2 separate regions of the Homo sapiens genome follow, and region 2 is linked to region 1. A link is an interaction called in ENCODE POLR2A ChIA-PET data of the cell type or tissue named here. Cell type or tissue: GM12878. All regions are shown on one strand.

Region 1 (2,500 bases):
AATACTGTGTTTTAAAAATTAATTTGTACATTTGAATTAAGTTGAAGCATAAAGAATTTCTCTGTTAAATATTTATTATATTTAATTTTTGATGGGCACTTCATATGCTTGTGACTGGAAGGAATGATTTTTATTTTGGAAATATTTTAGATCTATGTATTGTTTGTTTTGTATTCTTTTTTGAGATGGAGTCTCTCTCTGTCACCCAGGCTGGAGTGCAGTGGCGCGATCTCGGCTCACTGCAACTTACGCCGCCTGGGTTCAAGCGATTCTCCTGCCTCAGCCTCCCAGGTAGCTGAGATTACAGGCACCCTCCACCACACCTGGCTAATTTTTGTATTTTTTGGTAGAGATGGGATTTCACCATGTTAACCAGGCTGGTCTAGAACTCCTGACCTCAGATGGTCTGCCTGCCATAGCCTCCCAAAGTGCTGGGATTACAGGTGTGAGCCACGGCACCAGGCCTCATCCCATTACATTCTAAAGATTGTGTCAAAATGAGTTATGCTTCTTGTGAGGTGATGGGACCGTTATATCTCTCCAGTGTCTGTGGTACAACAGACTAAAAGATGAATATATTTAATTTCTTAATGTTTCTTTTGCTAATTTTCCTTAGCTAGCAATATATGTGTTAGCTTTAGTGTCTTTTTAGGTTCAGATTATTTTTGGTAGACCTTAAAAAATGAGAAGATAAAGGATATCCGAAAGAAGCCTTAAGGTAGATCCTTTACTTGGAAGTATCAGGCTCTTCCACCTGACTCCACTCATAATAAAAAATGAAAACAAAAGTGGTTGACGTAGCAAAGATTTTAACTTTTAAAGCTTGATAGAGCTTTGCAGGTTTAGGAAGATAACTTCCCAGTCTTCAGATTGGGATGGTGAGACTGTGTGGCCCCACCTCCATGCAGGCCATGCAGAACACAGGACTGTAGAGAAACAGAGGCTCATTCTCAGTTCCAACAGGAGGAAGAGTGCCCACTGGGCAGCCAGTCCTGTTAGGGCAAGGAGCAGCCCTTCTGGAGACATGGCAGATCTTAACGTTTCAGTGCATATGGATGGGGGAGGGTGTTCTGGGGCTGGTGGAACGTAGAGGGCATTCATGGTGGTGAAAGTGGGATGTAGGAGAGGGTTTGGGTGATGATGGATAACTGGGTTCACTGTGTGCTAACTGAGCTGAACAGAGTATGAGGCGTTGGCCTACATTGTCTCCCTGGAAAGACTGCTGTCACAGGTTCTCTTGCTGGCATTGTGATGCAGGGCTGCGTGAAGCCCTCCTTACAGCGGGAGGTGGGCTCTGTTGGAGTGGGCCCTGTGCCTCTGCTGTCTCCTACTGCTAACGTGAGGCATCAGCTGAGGAGGGATGGGGATGAACTATTTTAGGCAGGGGGTTGCAGTATAATCTGAGCCATGCTATCCTATGGGGCCTTTTTATTTGATACTTTTGTTTGCTTTTCCTTTTTGTAAGAGATACCATCTTGCTGTGTTGCCCAGGCTGGCCTCAGACTCCTGGTCTCAAGCAGTCATCTCACAATTTAGCAGTTTCTTAGAGTCAGACACTATATGACCTACTCCTGGGTATTTACCTAAGTGAAACAGAAACTTAGGTTCAGAAAAAAAACCTATATGTAACTGCTTGTAGCAGCATTTCTTTTTTAACAGTTAAGAAAAATGTGGGCTTTTCAAATTTCCCTAATTGGTGAATGGATAAACAAACTCTGATACATCCATAACAATGGAATACTACTCATCAGTTAAAAAATATACTACTACTAATACATGCAGCAAGTGGATGCATCTTTAAAGGCATTATGTTAAGTGAAAGAAGCTAGACTCAAAAGCATACAGACTCTGGGAAACACATCAGTAGTTGCCAAGAGGTAGAGGTGGGAGAGGAGTTGGTTGTAGTGTGGCAATGGGGAATTTTTTGAGTGTTGGAACTCTTCTATATTTTGGTTGTGGTAGTGGTTACACAACTGTGTCAAAACTTACCCAGCTGAACATGAAAAAGATGAATATTACTGTATATAAAAATTACAGGCCAGGCGTGGTGGCTCACGCCTGTCATCCCAGCATTTTGGGAGGCTGAGGTGGGCAGATCACGAGGTCAGGAGTTCGAGACCAGCTTGGCCAACATGGTGAAAACCCGTCTCTACTAAAAACACAAAAATTAGCTGGGCATAGTGGCGCATGCCTGTAATTCCAGCTACTTGGGAGGCTGAGGCAGGAGAATTGCTTGAACCCAGGAGGTGGAGGTTGCAGTGAGCTGAGATGGTGCCACTGCACTCCAGCCTGGGTGACAGAGTAAGACTCCGTCTCAAAAAAAAAAAAAAAAAAAAAATTTACAGCTTAATTAAAGATGAAAATAAAACAAAAGTAATTAATGTAACAAAGATTTTGTTAATTGTTAAAGCTTTATAGAGCTTTGTAGGTTTGGGGAAGAGAACTTGCCAGATTGTGATAATCTCGGAAGACCTTTTAGGTAATTGTAGCGTGGACCTTC
Region 2 (2,500 bases), 86 kb before region 1:
TTGCCCAGGCTGGAGGGCAGTGGCGCGATCTCGGCTCACTGCAAGCTCCGCCTCCCGAATTCACGCCATTCTCCTGCCTCAGCCTCCTGAGTAGCTGGGACTACAGGCGCCCGCCACCACGCCCGGCTAATATTTTGTATTTTTAGTAGAGGTGGGGTTTCACCGTGTTAGCCAGGATGGTGTCGATCTCCTGACCTCGTGATTCGCCCGCCTCGGCCTCCTAAAGTGCTGGGATTACAGGCGTGAGCCACCAAGCCCGGCCGGTGATAGAGTTTTGAACAAGACAAAGCTCCTTGCAAAGCTAACCTTGGGAGGTTTGGGGAAAACCACAAAGAGGGTGACAAGATAATTTCAGATAGGGCTAAGGGATAGGAAGAAAATGAAGATGGGACATGTTAAGTAATAATAATAGATGACATTTGAACACTGTGCCAGTCACTCTGTCGATTGTTTTACATATACCTTGTGACAACCCTAAGAGGTAGGCACCGTTATTACGGACATTTTACAGGTGAAACAGGGACACAGGAAAAGTAAGTAACATGCCCAGCTGTTGAATCAAGGCAGCCCGGGACCAGAGTCCACTCTCTGAGAAATGGCATTTGGGCAGGATCGAGAATGAGGAGGAGATCCAGTGTGGCAGAGGCCCTGGGGAGGAATGGGCTGGAAGTATTCGAGAAACCCAAAAGTAAGAGTGGCCTGAGTGGCCCAGAGAGGTTGATGGGAGGCAGGAGTCAGAGCGTGTCTACCCTCGTAGGCCATTGGAGGCTTACATGTGGAAGGGACAGGTTCTGATTCCTGTTTAAAAAGAGGGCTGCTGTCCGGGCGCGGTGGCTCACGCCTGTAATCCCAGCACTTTGGGAGGCCGAGGCGGGCGGATCACGAGGTCAGGAGATCAAGACCATCCTGGCTAACACCCCGTCTCTACTAAAAATACAAAAACAAAATTAGCCCGGCATGGTGGCGGGCGCCTGTAGTCTCAGCTACTCGGGAGGCTGAGGCGAGAGAATGGCGTGAACCTGGAAGGCGGAGCTTGCAGTGAGCCGGGATTGTGCCACTGCACTCCAGCTTGGGCGACAGAGCGAGACTCCATCTCAAAAAAAAAAAAAAAAAAAAAAAAAAATGCCGGGCGCGGTGGCTCACGCCTGTAATCCCAGCACTTTGGGAGGCCGAGGCGGGCGGATCACGAGGTCAGGAGATCGAGACCATCCTGGCTAACACGGTGAAACCCCGTCCCTACTAAAAATATAAAAAATTAGCTGGGCGTGTGGGCGCCTGTAGTCCCAGCTACTCGGGAGGCTGAGGCAGGAGAATGGCGTGAACCCGGGAGGCGGAGCTTGCAGTGAGCCGAGATTGCGCCACTGCACTCCAGCCTGGGCGACAGAGCCAGACTCCGTCTCAAAAAAAAAAAAAGGTTGCTATGTGGAGAATAGATTGTGGGGATGGGGGTAGTAGTGGAAACAGAAGTGGCCTGCAGTAGTGCATGGGAAACCGGGTGACGTTGAGTGTGTGAGGAGTGGCACCTGAGAAGTGGTAAAAGAATCTCCAGGAGACTAGTATTTTCAGGGTACCCCGAATTTTACAGACAGCTCTGACAGGTTAAGCCCACAATAGCTTCGTTTGGATCAGAATTCAGGTCTCTTGAAGCACGGTTTTTGCTTTTTGATTAATTTTCCAGAGGAGGAAAAGGAGTAATAGGTATAATTTTAAACTATTAATATGATGACTGGCAAACTTGAATTATGTGACTGTGGGTCTGGCTTGGTATAATATGATTTACTTTTGTCATTATCTACTTTTGTATATACAAGCAGGCTTTTAATTAATTTTAGTTCATTTCAAATCTGTGAGCTTTTATGAATTGAGCCAGTTCCTAGAGGCTACTTTTATGGTACACTGGAAATTGTAGTTGTCAGGAATAAGATTAAGATTATTTAGTGGGTCAAAATTTTAATCCTGTTAGATTGTCCTGTGAGTTTAGTTTGCTTATTATTAATTGTGCTGCTTTGTGAGTAACAGGCAGAACGGAAGGACTGTAGTGCTGTTTAGTCACAAATCTTAGGAATTAGCTACATCACATAGCTTGGGATAAATTTTTGCCTTATAGTATGTTTATATGGAGGTACAATTTTTAAAATATCTCTTTCATTTATTTTTTTCATAACTTTTATTGGGATATAGTTCACATACCATAAAATTTACCTTTTAAAGTAGGCCATTTACAGATTTTTAGTCTATTCATTAAATTGTGCAGCCGTTATCTAATTCTATAACATTTTCACTTCCCCAGAAAGAAACTCCATATTTATTTCCCAGTTATTCTCCATTCCCCTTCCCCCTGCGTTGGCAACAACTAATTTACATTCTAAGTCTCTATGAATCTGCTTATTCTGAACATTTCATGTAAATGGAATATACAGTATGTGGCTTTGTCTGGTTTCCTTAGAACAATGTTTTCAAGGTTCATCCATGTTATGGCACGTATTAGTACTTAATTCCT

What was found. Peaks named below come from ENCODE experiments on the same cell type or tissue, not always from the same donor. Only the 100,000 strongest peaks of a DNase experiment are listed, where the experiment ranks them.
Region 2: POLR2A ChIA-PET joins it to region 1 with 8 read pairs; 7 of 35 experiments call an interaction of 5 or more read pairs at or near these places.

The regions. Positions count from the first base shown.
Region 1 is chr7:105,297,576-105,300,075 of GRCh38, reverse strand. The region is part of intron 2 of SRPK2 (SRSF protein kinase 2); the gene reads left to right. Among named protein-coding and RNA genes, the nearest start is that of SRPK2, 90 kb to the left of the region's middle. RefSeq lists an enhancer at 1,762-1,901. In GM12878, no CTCF peak of the experiment used is centred here; no DNase peak of the experiment used is centred here; H3K4me3 peaks cover 285 bases; H3K27ac peaks cover 1,492 bases.
Region 2 is chr7:105,383,795-105,386,294 of GRCh38, reverse strand. All of the region lies in intron 2 of SRPK2 (SRSF protein kinase 2), which reads left to right. Among named protein-coding and RNA genes, the nearest start is that of SRPK2, 3.9 kb to the left of the region's middle. In GM12878, no CTCF peak of the experiment used is centred here; no DNase peak of the experiment used is centred here.